Linked DNA regions of Mus musculus: region 2 is linked to region 1. A link is a loop called in an ENCODE intact Hi-C map of the cell type or tissue named here. Cell type or tissue: left cerebral cortex. All regions are shown on one strand.

The links. Peaks named below come from ENCODE experiments on the same cell type or tissue, not always from the same donor. Only the 100,000 strongest peaks of a DNase experiment are listed, where the experiment ranks them.
Region 2: a loop joins it to region 1, with 2.9 times the contacts of the local background. A loop is called at or near these places in 4 of 42 quality-filtered maps.

The regions. Positions count from the first base shown.
Region 1 is chr1:141,950,608-141,958,607 of GRCm38, reverse strand. No RefSeq gene overlaps it. Among named protein-coding and RNA genes, the nearest start is that of Gm25457, 660 kb to the right of the region's middle. In left cerebral cortex, no CTCF peak of the experiment used is centred here; a DNase peak (open chromatin) is centred at 3,950.
Region 2 is chr1:143,671,370-143,679,369 of GRCm38, reverse strand. Cdc73 (cell division cycle 73, Paf1/RNA polymerase II complex component) reads left to right here. Exons shown (of 17, transcript NM_145991.2): 7 at 1,515-1,731; 8 at 7,942-8,000. Among named protein-coding and RNA genes, the nearest start is that of Cdc73, 28 kb to the left of the region's middle. In left cerebral cortex, a CTCF peak has its summit at 3,432; a DNase peak (open chromatin) is centred at 4,607.

The DNA of each region.
Region 1 (8,000 bases):
TTAGATCTTTAATTTATTGATAAGAGCATTTTGGAGAATATCTTCCCTATAATTTTGATGTATTCTTATGTCAATCTTGTATTTTCCTGTACATATAATATATTATACACTGTATATGATGTTTTATGTATGGCATTTTTAATAGAGTACACTAATGTGTAAGCAGTTTCTACTTTTGACCCTTTAGGTTATTTTTGGATAATTGTTTGAAGAGCAGATAGTGCAACGAATCCTGTAGTTGTGTTAACTTGACTTTCTTGACAGAAGGATCATTTAGGAAGCACTTTTTGAAAAAGAAAATGAACACATTTAGAATTAAATGGATAACCAATGCAATTCTATACCATGTATTTTCACCACCTTCATTATGGATTCTACTTAATAGAAATAATTCCCTTTTCTTAATGGGAAGCTAGCTCAGTCACTAAACTGTCATCTACATCAACACCTGAATTGGTATCTGCCAAACACATGCACAAAATCAAACTGGGGATGCTTATATCCATGTCATTGGGAGGAGGGGCGGCAGGGGGGGGGGGGTGCAAAGAATCAGGCAGATCCCTGAAGCTCACAGTCTCATCAGAGGAGTTGGACACAACAAATTTCAATAACTTAGTTTGTAACACAATGCCTGCATAATGAATGACAATACCAGTTGACTTTTATTTTGCATTTTGTATTTCCCTTTTTATTCGCTATTTTCTTTACTTACATTTCAAATATTATCCCTCTTGCCTTGTTTCTCCACTGAAAACCCCCTATATGTCCCCCTCCCCCTGCTTACCAACCCACCCACTCCCGTTTCCCTGTCCTGGCATTCCCCTACACTGGGACATCCAGCCTTCCCAAGACCAAGGGCCTCTCCTCCCATTGATGGTCAACAAGGCCATCCTCTGCTACATATGCGGCTGGAGCCATGGGTCCCTCCATGTGTACTTTTTGGATTGTGGTTTACACTCTGGGAGCTCTGGAGGCTACTGGTTGGTTCTTATAGTTGTTTCTCCTATGAGGCTGCAAACCCCTTCAGCTCCTTGGGTCCTTTCTCTAACTCCTCCACGGGGGACCCCGTGCTCAGTCCAATGGTTGGCTGTGAGCATCCAGCTTTGTATTTGTCAGGAACTGGCAGAGCCTCTCAAGAGACAACTATATCAGGCTCCTGTCAGCAAGCAGTTGTTGGCTTTTCAATAAAGATGTCACAGCTAGATTGAGAGCTAAGAGCAGATAAGCAATCTATCCTGACAAAGGAAGGATCAGTTTTCTCCACAGAGAAGATTCTGAGAGGTTATCCAGTTCTAAGTGGTCACCTGTAAGCAAATGTATGTACAAGCATCACTTAATTGTGTCAGAAGATTTCATATTTCCACACATACACGGGTAGGTATATAAATATTATAATTAAAGATGAAGAGGTAATTAATATGAGAGGGATGGAGTGGAAATGGAAGGAGTGGGAGGGAGGTCAGGGAACGATTGAAGTAGCATAAGTATAATAGTGATGTAAAAATTCTTAAAATTAACTAATGAATATATTCTTAAAATTTTCAACTGATAAACGAAAAAGATTAGAATTTTCTGATAGAAAAATAAAGCAGCTATGTGATATAAAGAGAAGTATTTGTTGAAGGATGTTGAACTATCCATAAAGCAAAAGAGTCCTATATGGCCTGGGTAGAGGGGACCATTCACCCAGGTAGAGGCTCTATTGTCAAAATTGTCCAGTTTTAATCTAAGAATAACGTTATAATCCATGTGATTTTCTCTGCTTTATAATTTGAAAGTGAACAAAGAGTTTGTATCTAATAATTATGGCTTATGAAATGTTTACAGTATCTATAAGTGAATCACAAGTATAAATTTAGCATTTTTTTAAATCTGTTTCTAGTTACTCCAATAATATCTTTGACGCTGGGTAGTTATAAAGAAAGGAGAAGCCAGGCATGATGGTGCACATCTTTAATCCCAGCACTCAGGAGGCAGAGGCAGGCAGATTTCTGAGTTTGAGGCCAGCCTGGTCTACAGAGTCAGTTCCAGGACAGCCAGGACTATATAGAGAAACCCTGTCTTGAAAAACCAAACCAAACCAAACCAAACCAAACCAAAACAAAACAAAACAAAACAAACCAAAACAAAACAAAACAAAACAAAACAAAACAAAACAAAACAAAATAAAACAAACAAAAAACAAAACAAAACAAAAACAGAAAGAAAGGAGAGGGTTGTTTGCTGAACACATCCTTTGGGAAGGTAGATTTTTAAGTAGCATTGGTTATTTAATTTATTTACATTTTAAATGTTGCCCCCCTCCTGGTTTCCCCTCTTCAACCCCCTATCCCAATCCTCCTCCCCTTTGCTTCTATGAATGTTCTCCCCTACTGACCCCCATTCATGCCTTACCTCTCTAGCATCCCCTTAAACTGGAGTATCAAGCCTCCACAGGACCAAGGGCCTTTCCTCCCACTGATGACAGATAAGGGCATCCTCTGCTCCATATGTAGCTGGAGCCATTGGTCTCTCCATGTTATATGTAGCTGAAGCTAATGCGGCCCCTCCATGTGTACTCTTTGATTGGTGGTTTAGTCCCTGAGAGCTCTGGGTAATCCAGCTAGTTGATATTGTTGGGTTTTTTCCTATGGAATTACATTAAGTTACTGTAAAACAGTTTAGAATAGAAGGTACTGGAAGTACAACTGGAGAAGAACGAATGGGATTCTGTATAAAAATGTATGAAACTCAGAAATAAACCATACTTCATATGCAACCCTCCAATATTTCATATTTAATTCAGAGAAGGCATAACTTTCTAAAGTCAGAATTGCTTTGCTCAAATTAGTAGTAACAAATACATATATGTGTAGTTATACCCACTTATTTATATATAAACAAGCTCACAAACTTTATATTAGTTTCTCCAGAGAGATATTTCATGTCTATAACCCCAGTGTTCTAGGGGCCGATGATTGGAGTTAGTTTGAAAGCAGCCTAATAATAGTGAGTTAAACGCAGCGTAAGATTTAATCTCAGAGAAGCTAAAGAGGAAAAAAAAAAACAGTTTCACTTTAAATCTCATATTTAACTTTCCCCTTTCTTAACAAATATAAATAAATTAAACATTTATACCTCAAATAATAACTAAATAGTAAAGTAAAAGTAATAATGTATTACTTTTCTATTCTTAATTCAAACTAATGGCTTAAATAGTAAGTAGTGCCATAAAAATTATTTGACTAAGCATTTATACTTTAGTATTATTCCTATACAGCTAAGATTTCTATTTATTATAAAACTTTTGTTTCTAACTGAATGGTAACATACATGATATCAGTATTTGAGGAATGCAACATATTAAGAAATGAGGCATAATGTTTGCAGGTTGTAGTTGTGGCTCAGTGCTAGAGAAACTGGAAAGGTCTCCTGAGACTTGGCATTCACTCTAAATAAATATTATTAATCTGTGTCTATTTCTACACATATTTGGAATAAGGACATTGTAATTCTACTCACCTGTATAGAATCAAGTAAAACTTTATAGGAAATGTTTATGCAATAAACATTATGCCATGAAAATTCGATTTATATTATGTCTATTTATTTTGCTTTGTAATTACAGCCTAAATTCTCTACTGTTCCTTATAAAGGCTTTGATTAAAATTGCAGGCAAATAGTGGATCATTTAATGCTGATTAGCTGCATTTCAACAATTTAATCTATGTCATTAAAAAAGATATCTTAAAAAATAATTAACACCAGTTTAAAAAAAATTCCTGTACACCAAGCCGTTGTAATGGACAAAGACAACTTTAGAAAAAGCTATCTGTATTTCACAATAAAACATTATGGCAATAAAGCCTTGAAAAGGTATACAATATTCAGAAAATTATGTCCATATGGCAAGTTGGTTGGTGACTCACCGTCCATAATATCACTCATTTTGCATGGCTAAGCAACTAGCCAAATGTGCAAATATAATTAGCTACAAGCCTCATCTGCAACAGGGTGTCTTGAAAATGAATCTGGTTCATGGAGTATAGAAGGCTCATTAACTCTTTGGGACCCTTTGGGTGCCATTTAAAAGGCATTTGCTCCCTACTATAACTTACATCCAGCTCTAGTGGCTGCTCTTGGGTACTAATTTACTTGCAAGACACCTATGCAGTGGATGGGGGAAAAAGAAAATTTCTTTTTTAGTGTGGGATCTACTCATCATTCCAGTGTATCTCATAAATCACTTTATCTTTCATTTTTAGAAATATCTGCATCTAGGATATCTATACATTAATGAATATCTATTAAATCCATTGGCAGTATTTCATGCATTGTTATAGTTAGGATAAGACAAATTTATCTTGACAGTAGAGATCTCAGATATCTAGGAGCTATTATGTCATACTTATTTTTTTGTTTGCAAAACAAAGCCACATCCTTTGGATCTTTGCATTTTATTTCTAAGATAGCTTGAACTCAAACAAGAAATATATACTCTACTGCAAGTAAATATGTGTTCTTCAGTTCTGCAGAAACCAAGGTGGATGTGTTAGAGCTGACTTGGCCAGCCAGATGTGAAACTGTTACTATTTAAAAGCCAGAGAAGAGAATATCAAAGCTGTTTAAACACTTGTCATTGATACTTTTTTTTAATAAGAAAAAGATTATTAGAAAAAATTGCAATGTATTTCACAGTTTTATTTTTGTTTTTAAAATATGCAAAAGGAAATTACATTTTACTTGCTGACCAAATAGAGACACTATTTTAGTAATATTTGAACCCTTTCTCCTTTGAATTTTATAAATGTGTATTTTTAATATTTTTATTATTATATGTCAAGCACATGCCTGTCAGAATTTGCACAAACACTGAAGCCCCGTATAAGTAAGATGTTATCAAACCCTGGATTGTTGGGGTTACTGTTATTTGGATCCAACAGGCATGGGTGTGGGGAACCGAACTCAGGTTGTGTGCCATGACAGTTCATGCTAGTAACTCTTGAGCTATCTTGTAAACCTGTCACTTGAAATGAAAATGCGTGACTTTTGACTTACATATGATTATGAGTTTTAGCTGTCATATTATTTGTATCATTTATTTTTGTTCTACATTGGCTTCATGCATGTTTGACAAGCACTCTGTTATTCAGGTGATCTATTTACCATGCTATTATAATTTGTTATTTTAATATTCATAAATTTTATTTCACCTGTATAAGTGTTTTGCATGTATGTATGCATGCATGTATGTGCATATGTGTACATCTGTATCTGTGTGTGTGTGTGTGTGTGTGTGTGTGTGCGCGCGCGCGCTAGATGTGTCGCCAGAGGTCAGAAGAGAGAAAAGAGTACTAAAAAATTGCAATTACTGGCAATTGTGAGGTACCATGTTAGTTCTGGTAACAGAACATGAGTCTTCTATGAGAACAGCAACTGTCTTCAACCACTTATCCATTTCCAAGTCCCTTAAAATTCATCAAACATGTACTGTCTCTACATTTCTCAGTGTATTTCTCCCTAAAGATAGCATGAGTCACTGATTTTGTACAGTTTGATTCCATGTATTTGTTTTCTTTTGTGTTTTAGAGAAACATCTCCAGCCAGGCATGTATTTGAAGGGGGTTTTCTGCCACAATGAATCAATGTTTTAAAATTAATTTTATTCTTTGTAATTAATAATTATTCAGCAACATTCTATAAACACATTTAAGATCATGTATGGCTTTGTATGAACTGCCCAAATCAAAAACTATTGAGAGAAAAAAATCACTGGAATTAAAATAGCAACAACTTTAATAGCATAAAGCATGATCCCGACACTATCCTAACTCTGTTATGGGGTTATAACATTGCAAATTCAGTAACCAAGGTCCAAGTTGCTTACAATACTTTAACATAGTGAAATTCAAATTCCACTATAATCAGAGAGATGGACCTTCAACTTTCTATATTTTTCTTATATCTTTCTCATTTATATGCTATTTCTGATTTTCTACCAAATATTCTTTTTAAATTGGTGTGTGTGTGTGTGTGTGTGTGTGTGCGCGCGTAGCACAAATAGCATATACATATGTTGGAATTTGCATTGACAAAATTTCCTTATTTAAAACATGGTTATTTTTATGGGAGGTGAGTTGAATACATTGGTGTATGTGCATTGCAAATCATGTGCATATGCTCTGAAAGAACTCAGCTATAAACTACTATTTTGTTCTGATATTTGTGTTGTCATTCTGTCTTTTAGGGAATGGGTTGTGAGGTTTTCTCTGATAAACACTGTAAAGGTAATTTTATTTGGCAGACTTCATCTTGGAGTTTTGCGGCTGAATAAGTTCATCCTTTCTAGTTCTTTCTGAACTCTGGCTGGCTGGTTCAACTCAGCTGTTGTGGCTCATACTCCTCTCCAAGATGACTGAGTCAAACTGGCTTCTCTGGGCTTTTCACTGAGTTGCACTGCTTGAAAAACCTGTCTCCAAATTCCAGGAACTGAACTGCACTGACTCCACAAGATTTAATAAAATAAACAGAACTGCATGAACTCAACTGTGTTGAACTGAACTGCACTGAATTGAATTGAACTCACCTGAACTGTGTTGACTGATCTACCCTGCATGGAGACCTTATTGTTTGGGATGAAAGGTGTATACTAAGGACATACTAGAGGGATCAAAGGGGTCTGTACTCCAGCCAGGACAGTCCTGTGGCTGGATTAAAATTCCTACACAAGAGCCTGATTGTGTATAGCCTGGTACAGATACAGAGCAGGCTACATGTATAGACTTCAATTCAGTGTTAGTCTTTCACCAAATTGAACCCTCCTGAGCAACTGTTTTATTGATAGATTTTTTTTCTTCAATAGCTTCTTTTCTGTTTTACAGTAACACAAAAGGCACAGGTTGAATCATTTTGTTCTGACAGAGTTGAATCTTTTTATATTTTATCATTAATTTATTTATTTATTCACTTAACATGTAGAATGTAGTCCCCCTCCTCCAGATAGATAGATGAGAGAGAGAGAGAGAGAGAGAGAGAGAGAGATTTATTCCTTTCTTTCACTTAAAAATGTAAATAATATTTAAATAGAGGTCTAAGGAGAGTATATATTTGTTGAACAATTTCCTTTTATCATTATTTTTTAACTATTCCCCTTTAAGTACCATGCTGGCTACAGCACACATCACACACACACACACACACACACACACATATTTGATTTTCAGAAAGATGAGTCTACTCTGGAAACAGTTTGAATTTTTCTCCAATGATGACAAGTTTTGTCACAGTAACAGAAAATACTTAAAATATAAGATACTTAAAAGTCAACTTTGTTTGCGGCTGCAGACATGGATGAGAAGTTAATATCACTTGTTCTGGACTGTGACTATTGTTTAGGTCCCAGTAACTCAGTGAAGAGTAGATGGCTTTTCACCAGAAACATGGTAACTTCTGCTCCAATATGAGCAGTACATGGGAATCACTGGAGCTTGTTGGTTTTCCGGCCTTGCCAAGGATTCTCAGGTCCAGGTTGGCAGGGGAGAAATCTACCTCAACATCTTAGGCAAAGAGTGCTAAAGAATGTATCTTTTGTACGTTACTGACATCCACACCTATACAGAGTTTTGCATCCACATATGTATACACTCAGACAGGCACATAAGTACAATAAATAAATAAGAAATAATTCAATAAACATATACATGCATGTATGCATACATACATACATTTGTACATATGTACATATATACATACACAATGCAAATGATATTCTAAATATTACTATGTTAAATTTCTCTTTAAAATGTGATATGCTAAGAAAGTGGGTAAAGAAGAAACAAACCTGTGTTACAAGACTACTCAAAATAGCTTTGTAAAATTAGTCATGAGTTACAATATATGTTTCTATTGACTAACAATATTGATGTATTTTAAAATATTGAGCAGTATGCTGCACCCAGTGGTTGAGTTACTGTTGTTTCTGAACTCAAAAAAGAAAAAAAAATAAGCCGTATACATTATAT
Region 2 (8,000 bases), 1.7 Mb before region 1:
CCTTCCTTCCTTCTATTAAACCTAATATATTTTATTCTTTAGACAAGATTTTTTTGCTGCTCTTGTTAGAGAGTTGTTATTAAGATTGTTATGAATATATTTAAAATAATATAATTTTGAAGCCTGACGATTCCTGGGCTACTTTTTTTTTTAAGTTTTAGATTGCTTTATTTTACTTTTTATGTATATGATTATTTTGCCTACATGTATTTCTGTGTACCATGTGCCTGGTGTTCACAGAGATCAGAAGAAGGCATCATGATCCCCTGGAAATTGATTTATGGATGGTTGTGAGCTACCAAGTTGGTGCTGGGAACTGAACCAGGGACCTTGCAAAAGCAGCAAATTCTCTTAATCTCTGAACCATCCCCCCAGCGCCTGGGAGCTGACTTATTGTCTCTAAATCTCTTAGCGCACCAGGAAATTAAAGCAGGAAGAAGTGCGCTTTTCATCATTGCGTACTACAATTATTATTTGTGTCATTGTTGATAAAGGTATCTTTAAAATAGGACTGTACATATGATGATCATTTTATGAAGTCTACGTTTAATATTTAAAGTCTTTTATTGTGAAAGCACAGCTTCTCTATGCTTTCTGCCTATTTGAGAATCAAGTAAATTGAAGACATAAACGCTGTCCAAATACATTTATTTCAGTATGTGATTATTTTTACTTGCAATTTCTTATAATGAAGTTTTAATTAAGCATGGCTTTGTCTTCCAGAAATTAAAAGAATGATTGTGCCATATAAAGTTTCTTTTGATTCTGTAGTTTGTTGTATATGTGGCTTATAATTTTAAAACCTTGAAATATATTTCATGGAAAAATCCAAGCTTTGAGGTTCTTTTCTTTTAGCAGAATGATGTTTTAATTCCATTCCAGGGTGACCTATGTGCTTCTGTATAATTTTCATATATAGAGAGTGACAGCTGTAGCTGTAGATTGCTAAAGACTCAGGGCGTATAAGCAGAAGAACCCTTACCATTTATTTAGTTCTGCTCTACTGGGGAGATTTTTTAACAAAAGCAAGGTATTTTGTAATTGTTGTTCCTATAATTGTTTTTAATTTTAAAGAAATGACTAATTCAGGGCCAGAGAGATGGTTCAGTGGTTAAGGGTACTGGCCATTCTTCCAGAGGATTCTGGTTTGATTGTTAGCTGAAACATTGTGGCCTACAACTGCCTGTAGGTTTAGTTTCAGGGAATTTGATGCCTTCTTTTGACTTTCTTGAGCACCAGACATACAAATGACACACAGTTGTACATGTAGGTAAAGCACTCATACTCAACGTAAGTAAGGAAACTATTAACTTGTTTTTAGAGTATTATCTGTATGAGTTGTTACATGTAAAAGTCCCATGTCACCCTAAAATAACAAATATACAATTTTATAGAAAAGCTTATTGCCATGTGCAGTGGTTTTGTTTTTCCTCCCAGTCAATTTAAGTGCCACAATGTATATGTTGTACTGAAAGAATCTTGGCTGTGAAATTTAAAAAATAAATTACTTTTAGGTCTTTGTCTGAAGCCATGTCAGTGGAAAAAATTGCTGCAATCAAAGCCAAAATTATGGCTAAGAAAAGATCTACTATCAAGACTGATCTAGATGATGATATAACTGCCCTTAAACAGAGGAGTTTTGTGGATGCTGAGGTAGATGTGACCAGAGATATTGTCAGCAGAGAGAGAGTGTGGAGGACAAGAACAACTATTTTACAGAGCACAGGAAAGGTAATTAAAATATTTTACTCACTTTTGGAGTGCTATAGTATTGTTTGAAACTTATAGGTTTCGTTTTATTTTAAGTTTTATTTATTTATGTTTGAACACCTAAGGACTAATTCTTTGAAACTTTTGTTCTGAGCAAATGTAAGAATTTAAATGGGGAGTCTGTCAATTTGAGGCTTATTCAAACTGTGTGAAGGTGAAAGGAGAGCATTCATTCACCACAGTTCTCCTCTACTCTTCATGTGTGTGAGTGCACATGCCATGTGCTAGATGCTTTAACATGTCAACAGCATTAGTTCTGTTATGTGAACATATTTCTTCTCTCTGTTGGTGGGCTTTCCTCTTAAGTATTCTTAGACATCAATTCTCCATTGATGCATAGTTGCCAACAATGGTGGCTTGATAGAGACATTTGTGTAAAATTACTGTGAAACTCACCCTAATTTTGGAAAGATTTTGTTTAGAGACCCTCTGGGTTTTTTTGAGGTAGAGTCTTTTTTTAGTGGCTTGGACCTGCCCTCGCCTGCTATGTACAGTGATTTTGATTGTAGAATAATATTGGGACTTTACCTTCTAACTTACTGTATCATTTTGCTAGGAATAAAATTAGCAGAAAAGGGATGTAAGGAAAATAGTTACTTCTATTCATTTCATATTTTGATTTGTCGTACATCTTAAGAAGCATTCTCAAGCTGGGCGTGGTGGCGCACGCCTTTAATCTCAGCACTCGGGAGGCAGAGGTAGGCGGATTTCTGAGTTCGAGGCCAGCCTGGTCTACAAAGTGAGTTCCAGGACAGCCAGGGCTACACAGAGAAACCCTGTCTTGAAAACCCCCCCCCAAAAAAAAAAAAAAAAAAAAGAAGCAGCATTCTCCATTGGCCACAGAGATGACTCGGCTGTGAAGGCCCTTGTTCTAAGTCTGGCAACCTGAGTGCAGCCTCCAGAGCCATGCAAAGATGAAAACCAAATTCTACAAAGTTGCCCTCTGCTCTCCACACACGGCGTGGCATGTGTGTCTCCACATACATACCATGCACGTGTGTGCATACACGAGTAGAAAGAACGTAAGTTTACTTTAGACAGAAAGGAACTGTTTTCCGTATCCATGCAAACTTGTAATGTGCATTTGGTTCCTGGTACCTATGTATGGAGAGAACTGACTCACATTGCTGCTCTCTTAGTTCTATGCTTGCACTGTGCTGCATGTGTCCTCATACACATACAGAGAAAATAAAAAACAACCATTTCCCAGAGCTTACTTAAAACTACAAAGAAATGTGAGGCTATAACTAAAACTTTCACTTTTCAACTTTTTGTTACCAATAGTTAAATGGTGTTATTATTTTCATTGCATAATTGGCTAATACTTGATTAACACTGTGAGTTACTAGTTTCTTTTTTGATTTTGTGTTGTGTTTTGAGACAGGGTTGTACTGTGTAGTCCTGGCTGTCCTGTAACCTGCTGTGTAGACTAGGCTGGCCTCCATCTCAGGAAAAATCCACCTGCTTCAGCCTCAGCCTTGGCCGCATCTTCTGCCTCTTGAGTGCCGGGATGGAAGGCACGTGTCATTATGCTTGGCTTTTTTTTTTTTTTTTTTTAAATTCATTTTAACTTAGTCTGAAACTTACAGGGTTTTTAAAATCTAAAATATTAAAATTTTAAATTGCTGATAGGAGCTTTTTTCCTGTCAACTCTAGGTGGCAGGATTGTACCAGTTTAAGTGTTATAATGTAATGTTGGTACCACTGTATCGTATAAAAAACAGTCATTTAACTATTGTTTAGAAGTGAGTTTTCCTATTATAAATATTAGCATTTAAAAATAAAGTTAACATTTTTAAAGGTCAAAATTAAACATTTTGACTGCTTATCTCTAGGTATATATAGTTTTCATCTGCTAAACTCTAAACATATCTATAGATACTTAAAAGGAGTATGGAACGTGGAGTATGGGATTCATGTGTGTGCATGTGTACACTTGGAGGTCAGAAGACAGCTTGGAGAGTCACTTCTTTCCTTTCCCCATGTGCATTCCTGGGATTGAGCTCAGCTTGTTAGGCCTGGCAGCTCTGGCCTAATGTAGACTTGAGACTTACCTTCATTATTACCTAGTATCAGAATTTTATATTCTGAATTCTAAGCAGCAAGAAAGTTCAAGTTTTTATTATTCTTATACAGTTAATATACCTTAGTCAAGGCAACCTGTTTTATAGTATCAATCATTACATTATATTAAATGTCTTACTCTGTTTTGTGCTGCTAAAACAGAATATCACAGACTAACTTGTAACCAACAGAAATTTTTGTGCCACTAAAATAAGAGGTCTTATTCTGTTTTGAGCTGCTATGACAGAGTATCACAGACGGAATAATTTATAATGAATAGACGTTTCTGTGGTTCACCATTCTAGAGGCTGGAAAGTCCAAGATCAAGGAACTGCATCTGATGAGGGCTTTGTTACTGCATCAAAAATGGCGGAAGGTATCACATGGGTGAGAGAGAGGGAATGAAAAGGAGGGCTGAATTTATTATTTTATCAGAAAATGACTCTTAAAATCACTAAGCCACTCATTTAGTCGCCACTTAACCCAATTTTTAAAGTCACTTCTTAAAAATCCCACCTTTTAGTAATAGTGTATTTAGAGTACATTTTGTAACATACAGCTTTGGGGGGATATTTTTAGACCAAAGTAATTTATTATTGAATCATTGGTATAAAGAGATCTGTACAAAGGAGATAATCACATGTAATTCTTGCACACAAGACTTGATGATGCTATTTGGATCGATTCTCCTAGAGTTTACGTCTCTCATTCAGTTTTACCACTTTAAAAGTGATCTGATTTTCTTGTGTGAGCAGTTGGACTGAGATTTCATTTGCATTTGGCACTGATTTGCTGATGTTTGCAGTAAAATGGTGCAGAAACCATGGCTTCTAACACTGCTGGTGCTTGGCTTGAGTCAAGGCAGGGGCACCCAACATTACTAGCAAATCATGGTGTTCTTTGTTCACCAGGTTTAACCTTAATTAAAGAGTGACCTTTGAATATACTTAATGAAATTTAAATGGAACAGTAGTCCTGCACACTAAAAAAGAAAATCTGTAGTTGCTTTTATGAACAGCATTTGTATTGTGGTTTGGGTTATTAACTAAAGAAATTTTAAAAAAAGGAAAACGTGTTTTATTTAAATGTCTGTTTTTCAGACTTAGGTATTTTATAGATAGTCTTTGAAATAGTGTCAGGAAATGCAACTGACCAATGTAACTTTCCTGAGAAAATTAAAATTTTGGGAAGTTTCTGCTACGATTTTTCCAGTTTTCTAAATCATAGACTGTTTTGATGAAACTTTTGTAAATAATATTAACTGATTTAATATGTAAAAGCATTAGTGGGGGCTGGCGAGATGGCTCAATGGGTAAGAGCACTGACTGCTTTCCTGAAGGTTCTGAGTTCAGATCCCAGCAGCCACATGGTGGCTCACAACCACCATAATGAGATCTGACACCCTCCTCTGGAGGCGGCTGGCCCGACTGGAGTAAGCAGAGGTCCTAAATTCAATTCCTAACAACCATGTGAACGCTCACAACCATCTGTACAGCTATAGTGTGCTCATATACATAAAATAAATAAATATTTTTTAAAAAGGTATTAGCAAATGACATATTTTTAAATGTCGAATAATACAATGTGTTAGTCTGGAGTGTATGTATAACTGCATAACCCAGAGATGGGTATTTTCCTGAGGATCAATGGGTGAATGAAAAATTTCATTTAAAGTACAGATAGATTGATAAAATTTAAAATATTAATGCACAGTATTTATGGATGTAGTTTCTACTTGCAGTATCTTTTAGGAAACCATTTATTTTGGTATGATAGTAAAAAGGAATATCAGCTATCTGAAAAGTTATCTTAATGCTTCTACCATTACTGTTTGAGGCAAGATTTTCTTGATATCTTTGAACAAACATGATAACACAGTAGATATGTAGAAGTAAATATCAGAATTCAGCTATCATTTAGTAAACCAGATATTAAGCACACTTAATAAAATTTCAGGTTTTTTTTAGTCTTAATACTTTCTGGACACATTTTAGAAATAATTTTTATAAAATATATTATGTTTACATAGAATCTTGCTTCTTTCTTGTTTTTTTAAGGAATTCCTTAAAAATTGTCAGTTTTAATCTTTAGTGTGATAAATTTGAACTTCAGCATAAAGACCTTAGAGTCTTCTGTAGTTTCCAATATGGCAAAGTAGTTCTGAGATCTGTATTTGCTGCTGTAAAGAAACAGGAACTAGTTAGTATACAGTAATTATACTAGTGGTATAGAGTTATGTATAAACTTCTTATTTGCTATACATAATATTTGCATAATAGTTAATATGCATAAACCAGGCAGTGATTGATGATGCTTTGGTCCTTAGCCTCATAGAGATGATACTCTAGTACCGGGCGTAATGAGTGACATGCAGAATAAGGTAGGTATTTAGCAAGTGGAGGTAACTTATCCAAGGTAAAGGGGAAAAGTGTATTTCAGTGTAGTAGAACCTGCAGGCCATGAGGCTGACGTAGTCAAACCTTAAGGTGGATGGAGTGATACAGTGCAACAAGGAGTCACATTGTCGCTTTCTTTACAAAGACTTATTCTTACTTTATGTGTGTGGGCGGTTTGTTTTCATGTATGTTAGTATATTATGCATATGCCTGCTGTCCATGATGCTCAGAAGAGGTCACATTTCCTGGAACTGGCATTTTGGATGGTTGTAAGCTGCCATGTGGGTGGAGGCAACTGAACCTGGGGTGACTGGGAGAACAAAAAGTACTCTCTCCAGCCCCCAGATTTCTTTCTTTTAAAATAATCTTTCTATGTCTGTGTGTGTGTGTGTGTGTGTGTGTGTGTGTGTGTGCGCGTGCACGTGTGCACATGCACACCCACACACACGCATATAACCACACACCATATGAATGCATGCACACAGTCTTACAATGGTACAAATGGGGCGGTCAAAGGGTAATGTTGTGGAGTTGGTTTTCTTACAGCTTTACATAGGTTCTAATGATTGAACTCAGGGAGAAAGGCTTGCGCTTCAAGTTCTTTACCCTTTGGATTACTTTGCTGGCCCCAGAATGCTTCAGTTCTAAAGAAGAGAATTATACTTGAAGTACACGAGAGCAGGGGCCATGTGTTCTTGGTTATCATTGGATTTTCATGTCAGTTAAGGTAGTTTACTGTAGATACTCACAGATTCCTTAAACCAGTGGTAGGGGCAAGAGTCCTAAGTATTCTTAGTCACTGGGGGATACGGGTAATCTTAGGTAAACCTCAGGGCAGAGCAGTGGATCAGGCACCAAAGAAGGCTCTTTGTTGAAGAAGGAGGAGTAATCACCCAGTCAGCAGTGTTAGATATTCACGGGCGGGCAAGCTTGGTTGGGCTTGGTTTCCACCTTTTCAGAGTTAGTTCAGAAATGTATAGTGATTCCTACAGATATCTGTAACTTTTAGCATTTTAGGAAGTCTGTGGCAATCTGAATAGAGCACAGGAATGTATTATACTTTGAGTTTTAGTAGCTCCTTTTGAAACAAATCTGTTACATTTAAATGATTACTTTTTTCTTGGTTACATATTTGAATAGATGCAGAATAATACAAATTGTATCCAATTGTTCTAAGTATGATTTCTAATAGCCACACTCAAAGTAGTTGGCTTTATTTTTATGTGTCATTGTATTACCTTGTTTTCTTTTGACTCAAATACTCAAGGGTAGGAGCTTCATAAAAGGTTAGGGCTGGGGATATAGGGTAATGTAGAACACCTGCTTGACTCTGTGAGGGCCCAGCATCAGGAGTGAGGAGGAAAGATACTAAGTTCAAGTTTTGGAGTAGGAAACTGGAAGATTGGACAGCTCTACCTCTTGGTTACAGCATCAAGTTGTACATCAATCTCTGATAGCAGCTACCAAATAACATAATTGTTCCTCATTGGGCCCCACTTTCTAAAGGCTCCTCTACCTCACATCCCCATGCTTAGGAACAGCTATCTAGCATAGGGATGTTTGGGAGACATACCACTTCCAAACCATAGCAAATTCTAGTACTTTATGAATTAGGAAAACTTAGTAGGAAGAAAGTTTCCATATAAATCGCTAAATGGATAAACCTTTGCACATGTATGCTGGGTTTAATTAGAATCTTTTCATGTTTTAGAATTTTTCAAAGAATATTTTTGCAATTCTTCAATCTGTAAAAGCCAGAGAAGAAGGTCG